Linked DNA regions of Homo sapiens: region 1 is linked to region 2. A link is a loop called in an ENCODE intact Hi-C map of the cell type or tissue named here. Cell type or tissue: MCF 10A. All regions are shown on one strand.

Region 1 (8,000 bases), 760 kb before region 2:
CAAGGCAGGCAAACAGTAACATCAGGTGCCATGAGTTGACAGGTCTTGTTTCTGAATACCCAGGACTCCTTGAGGGTATGCAGAAATAACTCACAGCATTGTGGGGGAGGAGGTTATAATGGCAAGAAAGTGTGTACACCAGACACATGCAGGTCCTGAAAATGGAGATGTTTTCTATTAATGTAATGACATATAACTCTGTCACTAAATTTGTAAGTCTCAACAAAGATGAAAATCTTCTGAAAAAATATAAATCTCCCCCAAATGAGCCAAAGAAACAACAAGAAGAAAACTGCAATAACCAAGAAAGAAACTGAACATACTATCAAAATTATTTCAAAAAGGCTCTATACAAGAGCAATTTGTTAGTGATTACTATATAATATTTTTCAAAAATGAAATTATTCTCATGGTATTTAAATATTTCCTGATCACAGAAAGGTAATTTTTACAGAAGTAGTATAATCATAAAATCCAAACCAAATATAGATTAAAAAGTAATGATAGCTCCAACTCACCTATTACTAAGTCATATTTTAAACCTTAATAATTATTAGGGAAAGTATTTGGTAGTGTAACAAAAGAATTTTCTCTCTCAACCAAGGAGGTTTCGCTTCAAAACACAAAATTATTTCAGTATTGGTAAATATGTTACCATAGTATCTACATCAATAAGTTGAAAGGAAAATATATTCTGAAACCTCAACAAAATTAAAAAGATATTCAACAATATTCTAAAAATACTCTTCATTAAATTCTTAAGAAAAGTTGCCAGGCATGGCTCACGCCTATAATCCCAGCACTTTGGGAGGCCAAGGCGGGTGGATCACTTGAGGTCAGGAATTTGAGACCAGCCTGGCCAACATGGTGAAACCCTGTCTCTACTAAAAAAATAAACACACACATACACACAAAATTAGTTGGGCATGATGGCAGGCATCTGTAGTCCCAGCTACTCCGGAGGCTGAGGCAGGGAGAATTGCTTGAATCCAGGAGACAGAGGTTGCAGTGAGCCAGGATCGCGCCATTGCACTCCAGCCTGGGTGACAGAGCAAGACACCATTCAAGAAAAATAAATAAATAAATAAATAAATATAAATAAATTCTAATAAAAGTAGAAAGAAAGGGATTCTTACTTAACACAAAAATGATTATTTACCTTAAATCAAGAGCCAACATAATTCCCTAGCAACGAAACACAGGAGAGACTTCAATTTAAATTAAAGAGCAAGTAAGTGATATTTGATATCACTTGTGCTGTTTAAATGTGTTATAAAATTATGGAAAATTTCATTCAATGAGACATGAACTGAAAAGAAGGAATAAAATCACTGGAGAATAAGAGGTGGGCAGGAATTGCCTTATTCTTCCAGAAAACTAAAGGGCATAAATAGGAAAAAAAAAAAAAAGGTCTATTTTTGCTTTAGCAGCAGAGTACAAAAAAGAAATCAGATACAACACAAACATCCTGCTAAATCAGTAATTTTTCTATTTAAGAGAAAAAGCAGTTAAATGATCTAATGTAAATAAAGATTTCATTTAAAGTAAATTTAAAATAACTAGGGTGTATCTTAAAATGTATCCAATCTATATAAGGAATACAATGCCATTTCCTTGAGAGACTTACAAAAGAAAATATTAATTGATTAATATGCTTGGAATACAGAATGCAAGTTATAAATGTTTTGGGGATTAATGTACCTGAATTAGAAGATTATCTTTAAAATAGATTCACAAATTAAGTTATACAAGCAGTTCTCACCCTACACAGTACTCGGTTAACTAAAACGTATGTATATGAGAGCAAAATCCTTGCTTTGGTATGAATTTCAATTAACTGTGCCAAGGGAGAACTGCTTTTAGTTTTAAAGCAAATCCCATTAAAATCCTGATGACATTTTTCTTTATAACCCTGACGATATGGTCCTCTTAGTTCACCTAAAAGAAAAAATAGGCAAGCATATGTAATAACTTTCAAGTAGACAGCTGGATCCAAAGTCTGTAGCTTGGGGGAAAAGTCTGGAAAAGTGATATAAATCTGAGAGCCATCATCACCTAGATGGTGTGTCAAGTCCAGGAAGACAATGTTAAGATTGCTGAGAGTTGACAGGGAGAAGACAACAGGACAACAGTTCTATGGACGATGGTCAGACATTGACAGTGAGGACTGTATGACTATACACAACAAATTAGGACTTATGACTATAAACAACAAATTAAGAAATATTAAAATATTACAGTCTATAAGCATTGATAATGGACATGATAAACTAGCCCCCAAATAGGTCCTAGTGTGTGTAGGTTATGTATGTATATATGTTTGTGTATATATGTATGTATATATGTTTATGTGTATATATACACACATAAAGGTGTGTGTGTGTGTGTGTGTGTGTGTCTATCTTTAATATCAGAGAGAAGCATGACTAATAGAGAAGAGATTCTTCACTGGATTCTCATGATACCACACACCAAAATAAATTCCTAGGTATGTCAAAGTTTTAAATGTTTGAAGTAAAGCTATTTTTACAAATTAGCAATGTTTTTAGACTATTTAATTTTGGAGAGGAAAAAGACTTAAGAATCATAAAAGCAATGAAATTCTGAAAGACTTCAGAAAGAAAAACTTCAGTTACTAAGAATTAAAGCTCACTTAAAAAAATCATAGTTCTTACTGAAAGGTCAGTGACAACGGAAAACATGTTTGTAACAAAAAAAATTATAGCAACAGAAAAATAGTATAGCTGAGGTCTATAACGATCTCTGATAAATTTTTAAAAATCACTAACAATCAAATACAAAAAAAAAGCAAGTATCATAAGTGAATAATTCACAGAAGAAATGCAAATAGGCGTTAAATATGTGGAAAACTTTAGGTTCATAGCAATAAAAAATACAGATTAAGATAATAGCAACTTATTTCAAATTAGCAAAGGTAATTTTTTTAAAAAAGAATGATGCTCAGTGCTGGCAATGTTGAGTTAGAATGTTTACTTCCCTATGCTGCTAGTGATAATATAAGCTATTGCATTTCTAGAGGGTAGTTTGATATTAGGTCTTCTAGATTTCTGGATCTTTTGACTCAGTGATCATACTTCCAAAAAATGAACCTAAGAAATGTATCATGTATGTGAACCAAAAATTACATATAAAATGTTGTTTATAATTTTTAATGGCGTAAAGTTAAGAGGAAAAGTACTTAGATATTCAATAATGAGAAATAAATTATATCGTTGTTGGTACTTCCATACAATGGACTATTATACAAATATTAACATAGTTTCATAGATCCTTTAATAATCCTGGAAAATGCTCTAGGCATATTGGAATATACATATATATATTTCTAAGGATTGCCCAAATCACAAACATTCGCAATTTTCTCAATTCTGTGGAATTTTTCTCAACTGAGTATGACTGTGATGAATACCTCTAATATTTTAAGTCCTTTCCTGGGGAAGATACACTGACATTAGCTATACCATCACGCACATGCCTTTGCTAGTTCCTTTTTCTCTACAAGGCCTCTCACCATCATCCACAGAACTGTTGTCCTGTTGTCTTCTCCCTGTCAACTCTCAGCTCTCTCTTAATATTGTCTTCCTGGACTTGACACACCATCTAGGTGATGGTGGCTCTCAGATTTATATCACTTTTCCAGACTTTCCCCCAAGCTACAGACTTTGGATCCAACTGTCTATTTGACAACTGCACATTGACATCCATTAGGCATCTCAAATTTAAAATGGATGGAATGGAATACCGATATAGTATGACCGAAATTTTGGTGAGATTATGGATCATTTTTATTTCCTCCTGTATAGTTTTTGTATACTCTCCAACATATCCTAGGACGAGCATGTATTACACTTCGACTAGTATTACATTTAGAATCAGATATGCAGTAAACATTTTTCCAAAATAAATATCTATCTCAAGAAACAAAGGTCCTCACTTTGAGGCACATGAGTATATTTGTCTAATTTAAGAAAGAAATCCTGTTTCTTTAAATTCAAGTTTTGTGTTGGAGCTGCCACTGGGAGGTTGTGCTGAATTTCCCCCATTAAGCAATTTCCTAAGGAGAAACCACCTGATCAAGCACTCATTGCACCATTTCTTCAGATTTTTAATTTCAAAACATTTCACTTGGCAGAGGCAGACCAGGGAGTCCTGTCAGTGACTGCTGGTATTTGGCAATGACAGTGGAAACACAGGAAGGAACCAAGCACAGAGCAAGCCAGCACACTTTAATCAGCTCCTAGCATTGCAAGAGCCAAGATTGACAAGGGCCTCACACCCCTAGGTATAAGCAAAGTGACACACTCCAGTGTAGCTGTGAGGTTTTATAGCAGTGTTATCACTCAGAGAACAGAGACATAAATGCAGAGGGGTTGGAAGAAAAGCACATAATGTTTTCACACACTAAGCTTAATTTCAATATTGTTTCACGCTCCTGGGGTTTTGTTATGAATGACTGTAAAACTACATCGTTTTGAAAATTAGCGGATTGCAAGGAAATTGCATCTTTGATGACGCTGGTGCAATGGGTTGATATACTGGTAGCTTGGCCTCACACCAGGGCATGCTAAGTTGGCCCTAGTTTCAGAGAAAAGATCTGAAGAAAATGACAAAAGATAACAGAAAAGTTTTTTTTTTCTTTTGCATCCAGTACAAACTAAATTTAAAAAGAAAAAGAAAAAACAAAACAAAGGAAGAAAAAAAAAGAAATGCACAATGCCAATAATATTCTAAGGAGTTATGCCTGTAATTTAAAAGTAGCTCTAGGGTATTTCTAACTTACATGACCAGTCTGTGCTGTATGGGGGTAGGGTGACACATGTAGCATTTGAACTTGACAGCATTAGACAGATAATGTTTCTATAATCCCCCTCATTTCTGAACAATTTCTTGTTGTATGATATATTGTTTCTACAGCTGTTCTACATTCAGTGGCCATAAAACCATCCATTTGTGTAATCTCAGGGCAAAAAGCACCACAAAGAGAAGCAATGGGACTGGGAAAATGATCCATCTTCATTTATGCATTTAAAATTTTTCTCACTGTGATAGCCTGGTGAGGTGGATATCTTCTTTTGAAAACCACAGAGAGCCAGCTGCCTCTTCCTAGTCCAACAAACATCAGTACAGACAATAACATTAAGGATTCATAATCCCACATAGAAGTACATGACATTATCCTAACTAAATTTTGTCTTTTTACATCCCCAAGACTTATTAATACATGGGATAAAAAGCTATGGGAGCTCCAGCTTCCACAGTGTGTGTGATGGATATTGTATTCCAGCTGTTCCATTTGGAGGCTTTTGTCCCAGATTCATCAAGTTCTGGTAGAAATAAACAGAATGTGAGTATCTGATTCTCATAGTTTTTCTAAGCATAGTTTTCTCATTTCTCCTTTCTTAAATGCCAAAAAGATTACTTAAATCACAAACATTATCAATTTTCTCATTTGTATGGAATTTTATCTCAGCTGAGTATGTTTTACCTCCAGACTGTGATAAATACCTCAAATATTTTAAGTCCTTTCCTGTGGAAGATATGCTGGCATTAGCTATACCATCATGCCCCTGCCTTTGCTAGTTTCTTTTTTCTTTACAAGACCTCTGACCATCGTCCATAGAACTGCTGTTCTGTTGTCTCCTCCCTATCAACTCTCAGGCTTCTCTTAACATTGTCTTCCTGGACTTTAAACACTTTATATCACTTTTCCAGACTTTCCCCCAAGGTACAGACTTTGGATCCAACTGTCTATTTGACAACTGCACATTAACATCTATTAGGCACCACAAATTTAACCTGGCAGGGATACAACTATTGGCTTCCACCCCATCCCGCTCCTTTGAGAAGGAAGTTCTCAGGCCTTCATCATCACTGCAGCAAATGGTGAGACATCTACCAGTTGCTCAGACCTAACACCTGGGTGCCATTTTGCATTTCTTTTTCCTTCACATTCTAAATCCATCCAATCTATAAAAGCTAGTTCACAGAGACCCTTGGAATAGCTCTTTAATTCTTTAAAATTGCTCTCCTGTTTCTCTGCTCCTGTCCAAAGAGTCCAAAGAGATACTTTAGAGTGTCTGGTCACTGAAGCAATCTGCTTCCTGGTCACTGCATGCTATGCTGAGATCAGCTGCTGATGTAACTGACAACATGGTTCTCTGCATGGTCAGAGGTGAGTGAGGGACTGTAGATAACTCAGCCATCCCTCAACTCTTATTGATACTGCATGACCCGTCTAAGTTTCTGCCATTATCTTTCTTCAAGCCCTGGCCTTGTGATTCTATTGAATTGTTTTCAAATTCACCTACTCTTTTCTCTGTCATCTCAATTTTATTATTGAGCCCATGGAGTAAATTTTCATTTCGCATAGTTTTTAGTTCTGAAATTTTCACTTGCTTCCTTTTTATATTTCTACTTCTCTACTGAAAGTGTCTATGTTTCCATTTATTCCAGACTTTACCTTTACTTCATGAAGGATGATCAACATAGATGATTTAAAGGCTCTCCAACACACGAGTCACCTGAAAATTAGCATCTGTTGATTATGTTTCCCATAAAAATTGGTCAGATTTTCCTGGTTTTTGTATATCGAGTAACTTTGGATTGTACCCTTGACTTCTTAGATACCTCTGGAGAAGGAGGATGTTTGCTTTTTGTTTGTTTGTTTTAGCAAAACAATCAACCCAGGTAGTTCTACTTCTGCGTCATCTTTTGGTGGTGGTTCCAATGGCAGTTCAGTTCTCTTTGACATTGCTATGCTGTTTGGATCTCCTGCATGCATGTGCCATCAGTTTGGTCTACAATTTGGGCTTTATTGTTCACTTCCCAAAGCCTTTGCTGTTGTTCTTTGGATTTGTTCCATGCATACACAAGTTGGTGGTGAGCTCAGAATTGTGTCAATTCATACACAATATACCTCCCACCCCAACATACAAACACATCTGAACACCCTCTTCATGCAACAGCAAAGCCCATTTATTCTGGTTTGTCTATCCAGAGCTAGAGATTTTCTCTCAGGGCTTTTGAGGCCTCTTCTAGATATCTCATATACATATAATGACATAATATATAGTGTACTGACTTTAATTGCTGTATAACAAATTACTACAAACATAGTAGCTTAAAACAATACCCATTTTTCCTCACAGTCTCTGTAGGACAGAAGCCCAGGCCAGTTAGGTCCTCTGCTCAGGGTCTTCACAGGCTATAATCAAGGCGTCAGCCAGACTGTGTTCATATCTGCGGCTTGACTAGGGAAGAATCCATTTCCACATTTATTCAGGTTTTTGAAAGAATTTGGTTCCTTGTGGTTGTAAGACTGAAGTCCACACTTTGTTCCTGGCTGTCAGCGGGACACTGCTTATATCTCCTTGAGTCCTTGCCACAGGGTCCCCTCCATAGGCAGCTCGAAACAGATTCCTTCAAGGTCAATAAAAGGATCTCTATCACTCAGAACCTCTCTTTTCATACAAGATCTGGACTCTCTTTACTAGGGCCCACCTAATTAGCTCAGACCCACTCAGGGTGATTTCCCATTTGATTAACCTAATTACATTTGCATAATCTCTTTACCTTTGCCATATAACATAACCTAAGCACAGCAGTGACTATCCCATCACATTCACTGGTCCGTTCTAAACCCAAGAGTGGGGATTACAAAGGGTCTGTGCACCAGGAGGAGGAATTTTAATGGCTACCTTAGAATTCTGCCTACCACAGTGATATTTTGCATATGACTTCCTTCAGTTAGCAAAATGTTTTTGAGGCTCATCTGTCTTCTATTAGGTATCAGTAGTTCATTTCTTTTTATTGGTGAATAAAATGAATAGACTACATTTTGTTAATTACCAGTTGATGAAAATTTAAACTATTTCTATAATTTTGGCTATTATAAATAATAACTTTACAAACATTTATGTAAATGTTTTTCTTTTTCTTAAGTAGATGTCCAGGGGTGGAACTTCTGGGTTGGACAATAA
Region 2 (8,000 bases):
TGCAGGGCTTCCTGCCATTAGCTCCAGCTCCGGAAGAACGCATGCGCCAATTAGAGCATCAAAGCCCTCTCCGCAGAGCTTGTTTCCATAAAATGGAGCGGATCACAAACAATAACAGTTCTCCAGAAACTGCCTCCCTGCTACAGAACTCAACCCCCAAACCCAGACGAACTCCACGCTATACCTTAAGCCACCACTACCATTTTCTTGGCTTATAATTCTTTTGGAGTATGAATAGTGGGTTCTCTATGGACTGTTATGATTTTTAATGTAATGGTACTGTAGTTGAGTTTCTGGCACTGAACAATTGCTGATTTTCTAAACAGTTATATTACTATCAATCTCTGACATCATCAACAAAGAGAATTCATAGGATTCCTCCTCAAATATATGGTTTTAAACATTTTAAAAAATAATTTACAAAGCCAGAACTTAAATTCAATTGTAATATATCTCCTCAAATACAAGATGTGAATGAAATAAAATGACTTCTTTAAATATATATACATGCTAGTTTTAAAATCTGTCTGGTAATTAAAGTAACTTTTTTTTCCCTGTTAGCATGAGATATTTACAATAGGACACAAAGAAAAACACAGGAGAGCTATAGATTCATTCCAGTACACCAAAACCTAGGCCAATCTTGTATCAGAAAAACTTAATCTAGAGGCAGCAGGAATATGAGTGGCTTCCGGTGGCAGTTATCTAGAGCAGGGAGTGAGGATAAGGGTTGGCTTTTTGTTTTGAGGCATTTGGAAGGGTGTATGTATGTTTAAAGCTACCAGGAGAAACTTTTTGCAATGCTTATATTTATCTTTCCATATCCACATCATCCAGAATCAAAAATTGCTCACTTTTCTTCTTCTCCAAGAGAAAAGCACAATTAAAGAGATAAGGGAGCATATGTTTGGAAAACAAAGACCTGAAAGGGCACATAACCCTGAGCTTTCAGGATGGTCTTAAATCAGGACGCAGGTCAAAGATTCCCAAATTAATTCAGGAAGTAATGGTCACGCATTTCTCAAACGCAGATGTCAGAATAACTTAAGTTATTTACTGCTGAGCCCTTTAAAGGAGACAAACTTGGAGAATGTGCAGTTCTTAAACTTGTGCGTTGTTTAGCTCAGAATTAGGCTGGGGAGGTGTAACTTTATGGTAGAGGAAAAGAAGGAAGAAGGATGGAGGTATAGGAGTACATGCAAATGTTTCTTTTTGCCATGAAATAATTCCATTCACATCTGGCTATATTCTCTGCAAAGATGAAACTGCCCAACTGACATAAAATACGACCAAACATCTGGCCACTAAATATTATCCATTTTCCAAGAAGGAAGTTCCTTCTAGTTAGCAAGTGGATTCGCTTACCCTCTACTAGTGATGTGAGCAGGGTAACGTTGGCAGCTTTACGTCTCCCTGCAGGCAGATTTAATCCTATTTTGTCCAGTTTTTCTCTTAAAGATCTTCCTCCATTTTTAGACTTCGCCCTGTTTCACAAATATATGCGAGAAAGGGATTTAGAAAACATTGGGTTGCTCTGCACCACATTAAAATCATTTTGAAAGCTTCCTAAAATGTGCTTTCAAAAACTGAGAAGCTTGGCCCCAAGACATTTAAAGGAGGGAAACCTAGGAATAGTACAGAAGTTCATAGGAGATAAACGCCTGTTAAACTGTAAAGCACCCCCTACGTTCAGTTATTATTGCAACTCTTGTGGCAGGTTGGAAGGTTTTGATTTCCCAACTCTCTAAAGAAGAACCACAAACAAACACAGCCCCATCTCTAGGGTTTGAGGTATTGAGTTCAACTGATTCCTGTATATTTTCTCTGCTGTTACAATCACACCAATCCCAATGGGGTCTTTAAAACTGTCTTTGCAAGATATGCTGTTAGGTTGTTCCGAGTAACCAAAGTTATCATCACTCTCACGTTTCTTGCTCTGGCTCTAGCCCCAAAGGGAAATTCGTTTCGCCAACTGTTTACGTGCCATGTCACCAGCCTAACTGGAAATGTCAAAAGCTGATATCAGCCCTAAAAGTTTCACTGATTTCAGAGACAATGGAGGCAGTTCTAAACAGATGTCTAAATAGAATCCCATAATCAGAAAGTGGTTAAGATAAATTGTTTAAATAAAACAGCAAATTAATTAATTTCAGATTTTATTCCCTACTCAAGTGCTCTTTAATTGTGTGGATTAGATTATACTCCCCTAGGTAAACAGTCTCCAATATTGGGGATGGGGGAAGGGAAGGAAAAAGCAGAGGGCAAGGAAAAGATCTGTGTCAGTGAAAGACTACAAAGGGAAAGCAAAATGACTGTGCAGGAGGAAGAAAAGACTAGAATGGTTGATGTTAAACCCTTCCAAAAAATGATCTTTATAGGCTTTGTGCGGGATATAGCCACTAGAAAGGAACTGTGGGTCTATCAACACATAAGTAAATGAATAACAGTCAAAACAATGAAGTTCTCAGTATTATTAAAGAAGAGAAGAAACATTATCCGGGTAAGTTCAACACAAGCCCCACAACTCACAACGTGCAGTGGAATCCTAGGGGTAGGAAGCCCACAGCAGGGAGAAAACTGCCCTAAGGGAAGGTGCTTTACCTTGCTGACCCTTATAAAATCTTATCTACTAAATGAATCACTCAAACCTCGCAGGGGTGAGGTAAGAATCCCTGGCTATGTATGTAACAGATGCATTCCTTGGTAGTGACTACACACAATGCACGTAAACATGCTCGCACGCAGCCTGGCACACATCAGGGCCTCAGTAAATTGGGAATCATCATCATATGCAAACGCCTATAGTATGGGGGTCTGGAGATGACAGCGACCGGAAAGCATGGCGTGCGGACTCAAGAGGACAACCATTCTCTTCCTTTAGTTAAAAGCCATTCTATTAAAACCCTATACAAGGCACGACCGGTTACCCTCGGAGACCCTACTCAGAGAGGTAAGGCAAAGCGAGGAGCCTGAGAGGAACTTTTCCTGGGCTTGCAAGGTGTGCGCGAAGAGGGAAAAGGTGGCTGTACGGCGCCCCGCGGCTGCAGTGGCCGGGATTGAGCCCGCGGCGGAGCGAGCTGCGCTTGCGCGAGGAGGAGGGCGGAGCGGAGGACTCCGCGAGCGCGCGGCAGCGAACGAAGCGCGCACCAGAACTCGCTCGCGGGAAAGCAGCGGAGAGCGCAGGCGCGCGCCGCATCGCCCGCTCCCCCGCCCCCAGATCCCGCCCACTTGGCTCTACGCTCTTCTCCCCGCCCCCTTTCCTTTCCCGCGTAGGGAGGGCCGCGGCGCGAGGCCTGTTTGCGTCGCCGCCACCGCCCCGGCGCAAGCGCAGTGGTTCCCCCGGCCGCGGGGCGGGGCGGGCGGGGCCGTGCCGGGCCTCACCTCCGGAGCACTCCGCCCAGCAGCGACGCGTTGAGACACTCGGGTGGTGAGAGCCGCCGCTGCACTTCCGCCACCGTGACCTTGTACTTCGAGGTGGAGCTGAGGAGCGAGAGGCGACCCGGAACTGAACAGAAGACTTCGTTGGGGTTCACCACGCCGCCGAAGAGGTTGTCCTTGTTAATAGGGATGGCGGAGACGGCATTGCTGTTGGACTTGGACAGGGACACGGGGCCTGCGGAGACAGAGGGGAGGCCGCGTGTTGGGCGTCGTGGATCACCCCCAAATCCTGCCCGACCCCGGCCCTCATCCCGGCCAGGGCCGGATCCCAGGCTTTGGGCCACAGTCCCCGCTTTTCCGTCCGGCTCTGAAATTCTGTGGCTCTGCTACTTCCCTTCCTCGGGCTCGAGCCCTTCCCTACCTCACCCGGCGGCCGGGAGGCGGCCCTGCCCTCCCCCAGCCAGCCTGGCCTGCGTTTCTGCCTTGACCCTTTCCCCTTCGCCGTCAAGGGTGCTCTCTAGAGATGGGTGGTGAAATTGGTGACCCCTGAGGCGCTGAGCATCCGAGCGGAGTGGGCCCCAGATGAGGTCCAGGACCACGGGTTCAGGGTGCAGGGGAGGGAATTACATTTGCAAACCGAGAGCAAGTTACTTGTACTTCAGGGGTTTTGCTGGGTGGGGTTTTAGTGTCGGGGAAAAACTGCTTCAAAGACCCATTATTAAAATCAGCCGACAATTTAGATGGCTAAAGCACCCTGTAAACGAGCGTTTTAATTGAGGCACCACGCTGGGAAGTGGTGGATTTTGTTGTCCACACCACACGTCCCGTCTTTTTGATAAATAGGCCCTTTCCTATGTTCAATTTTGAAAACGTCTCAGTTTTGGAGATCCATTCCAAGGCCAGTTTTGAACTGCGGAGTGGGGAGGGAAGAACAGGCCTACAGTGGAATACTAGCAATGTGCCCTTTTGTTAAGTAAATACTTAACAGTCCTCTGCTAAAGCGCCTTTATTGGGAAAGTGGGTATATATACTTCCTAGTTAAAACCATAAGCTCTTTATTGCTGGACTCACCACTGTTAGAAAAAAAAAAAATAGAAGACCTGCAGAAAGTATACTAATGCATTACGTTTCTCAGCACCAGTGTAATTCAGATGCATTCACAACCATTTAAGTACAGTATGCATTGTATTTTAAAATTCCATTTGGAGACATCATATGCACACAATCTCATCACAGTGTTCCTTATGCGTTCTTTAATGGGGATATGCTAGAGGTATAGGGAGGTGGGGGGCTCTAGGTTTTGGATAGATCACTTGTGACATTAATAGCTCTGGGGAGGCTAATAGAGACAATAGGAGTTAAACGAACTCTTGAGAGATTACTAATAAAAGAGCCAATTATCATGTCGACTTGGAAAGAGCATCTCTTAAGATTTATCCCTTGCACATCTAATTTGACGTGACAAAGACTTCACAGATGCAAAAATGAAACTTTAAACTAGCTAACAATATACTGATTGGGGTTAGAAATGAGAACAGTTTTATATAGCATCGTCCTCTGGTGGTGCCTAGAATCCTGAAATGTAACATTGCCACCATAACCAAAAAAAAAGCTGCTACCAAGAGTGAATAGCATTTAATTCAGTAAACTTTATTTCTACTCACTAAACACAATACAGATTACAAATCCATGCAAATCACTTGACACTTTTCTAACAATTTCTCCTCTGAACAAGTATGCTAATATTCCTCCCATCTTCAAGATACTAATTTTAACCAAAAGCTAAAATTTTGTTAACCTAATTCACAAAGTTCTAAGACCCTTAAACAGCTAACAAGAAACTAAATTGAAGAACATGAATGTTTTTTTCCTCTACTAAAGAGTGCTTCTTATCATCTGTTCTTACATTAATGTTAAATTATTTGTACTATTTTAGCATTATACACTTCTTAACCTTCATCCAGGCAATGGATTAAACTATCAAACTGTTTCAAAATTGAAATGCCACTTCCAAATCAGTTCAACTACTGTACATTTTGTGTGTTTGTCCAAATATCATTAAACTAAATTAAATGGTCAAATCATGAGTCAGAACAAAGCTAGCCTGTTGGCATTACCAACATACTGAAGGCTGATTATTTAAGCATTGCTGTTCTGTGCCTATCTATTTGCTAATTCTGAGCCTTTAGGAAATCCTATTTGGAAAAAATAAACACATCTCTGCAAGTTCTTTTAAATAGCACTCTGCCTGTAAGGACATGCTTGGAATGCAGAAGGAAATGGCTTACCTTTCTTAATTACAGTTTGATCTGGGATGTTAATACCCGGGTCTTCTACATGCTGCAACAAAAGGATACACATGGATGTAAGTGTATCATCAAAACAAAAGGAAATGAATATTCCCTGCAAGATGGGAGGAGGGGAAGGTGTAGAATCAAAATTCCCCCTCCCGTATAATGACATTTATATATAAACATCTCATCTTGGCTTATTGGAATTTGGGGCTTTGCAACTCAAGAGGTTTCACTGCACACCCATGGCCAATTTCTCCTCCTCCAGCAAATAATCCATGTTTAAAAGGGGTGGAGATGGGGAATAAAACTTTCTTTGGAAATTAAATCAAGTGTTGGAGCACCTAATCATTCTCAGTCAGTTCAACATTTAGAAATGTACCTAGCTTTAGATTGGCGCCTCAGCGGCTTCTGACTTTAGCAATTCCAGTGTTCAGGCAGCGAAAGCCAGGGAAACACAATAGAAATGACAGGGGCGGGAGTAACAGGAGAGTGTTGGAAAAGAAAAGGTTTAGGTAGTATAATAAAGAGCAAACACACACACCTTTATGGAAAACTCCACATAAATTTTTAGAAAGACTACTGCCTAAGCCTGGGTATGATAGGAATATGAAAATGACCAAAACCAAAAAACCTTTGAGCTTGCTTTCCTGTTGTCCAACAGCAGGTTTGTTGTTAGTGTGGGGTGTTTTTCTTTTTCTTTTCTTTTTTTTTTTTTTTTTTACAGATGGATGGGTATACGTGTGCGCACTAGAGTCAAAACGTGATTAGAAAGTAAAATGAAGTCATGTTTTCTAATGCAGAAACTGACAGGCAATATAATGTCTGGCTGTGTTTACAAATTAGCACCAGGGCTGCTGAGATAGAAGATTTTGCAATCATTACCAAACACAGGCATTACCATTTAAAAAACTATTGCTTCCTTCTCTAGTCTTTGTCCAACAATAATACTGATTCGAACATTTTCCATTCTGTCTTGGATTTATGCTCCTGTTAATTGTGCCTGATCGCAATGATTCCGGGTGGATGGTACTAAGTTGCTTTATTACAGGTTTTATTATACTCAATGCTCTCATTTGTAACTTGCCTAAAGTGCTTCTGGATTTAAGTATAATTAAATTGAGAAATGTTCAGAAATGACTACTGCTGCAGTTCTTGTGTTTTAACTATATGGGGAAATATGATCCCTTTATGCATGCACCCTAAACCCATAAAGTAAATGTAGTGTGGCATAATACTTTTATTTGTGTTATTTCTAGACCTTGTCCATACAGGGAAGACTGTTAAGTTTAAAACCCCACTGAGATATTAATGATTAAATAATTTTCACCATCGATTTGATTTTCTTAAATATTTAGCAGTTATACTTACTAAAGGTTAACTGTTGCAGCAATGGGAAAAAATTGAAAACAACCTTTTTCTTGACCCAAATTCCTTTGAAAGAATTTTTTTCTTAAAAGATGGGGGAGGGAGAGGGAAAAACAGCAACTGGGTTTCCTTGTTTTTGTTTAATCTTTTAGTTAGTTTCTCCTACTGACCAATTTTGCCACAAAGAGTGAGTATACAGGTGTTAAGAATTCACCTTGAAATTTTTGCAAAGTAGAGCAATTCTCATTCACAGTAGTTCCAAAAGCTTGCAACATTATTTTGCAATTCAAATATTTTCAAAGAACAAGCAAGGAAAAGATTCAGAGTGCTTTGGGAAAGGGAACTAAAATAATCATAACTCCCAGTTCATGTTTAAATTGCTCTTATATAAATTAGTGCTCCTCTCACTTCCAAAAAAATGCACTGTTAAGTATCAGTTTCTAAAAACATGTAAGTATGAACACACATATACAGACATACAGTGCTCACTAAACCTTATACTGGATCAAGTGCCCACTTTCCTGCCTTCCATGCAAGGGCTGCTAAACATAACCAACAAATTTCAGTGACTAACTGGGCCAAATGAGAGATGTAATAAATTTTCTATTTTCCTACGGAACTTAAATAATGTTTTAAATTCACCAAGCAAGGAGGTAAGTTCATCTGACCATTTTCCTTACAATCTAATGTAGTAATCATTAAACTGTCAACGGACATACTGCTGCAATATTTGATGCAGTAATTTGAAATAGCATTTTAGTAAAAATCACATCCAGATACATTTCCTCTCCAAAGAAAAGCAGCTTTAACAGAAGCCTTTACAGCTTTAATAAAATTATTGGCTTGCTCTAATTCCATTTCAGGAGGGTTGTGAGGAAACCATAAATATATAGAATTGAAGCAGAGGTACTGGTTTAAGTTTAATTCCAGAAAGTATTTTCAAATTATCAATAGCCTGGTTTG

What was found. Peaks named below come from ENCODE experiments on the same cell type or tissue, not always from the same donor. Only the 100,000 strongest peaks of a DNase experiment are listed, where the experiment ranks them.
Region 1: it touches region 2 in a loop (3-fold over the local background); 3 of 110 quality-filtered maps call a loop at or near these places.

What each region holds. Positions count from the first base shown.
Region 1 is chr6:9,642,354-9,650,353 of GRCh38, forward strand. No RefSeq gene overlaps it. Among named protein-coding and RNA genes, the nearest start is that of TFAP2A-AS2, 760 kb to the right of the region's middle. RefSeq lists an enhancer at 5,651-6,850. In MCF 10A, no CTCF peak of the experiment used is centred here; a DNase peak (open chromatin) is centred at 4,198.
Region 2 is chr6:10,401,127-10,409,126 of GRCh38, forward strand. It overlaps TFAP2A (transcription factor AP-2 alpha), which reads right to left. Exons shown (of 7, transcript NM_001372066.1): 3 at 5,667-5,718; 4 at 3,382-3,613; 5 at 1,366-1,484. TFAP2A-AS2 (TFAP2A antisense RNA 2) reads left to right here and starts at 3,376. Exons shown (of 1, transcript NR_145448.1): 1 at 3,376-6,801. RefSeq lists enhancers at 1,918-3,117, 3,030-3,324, 3,120-3,737, 3,548-3,657 and a silencer at 3,038-3,417. In MCF 10A, a CTCF peak has its summit at 3,007; DNase peaks (open chromatin) are centred at 2,705, 3,275, 5,605 and 6,595.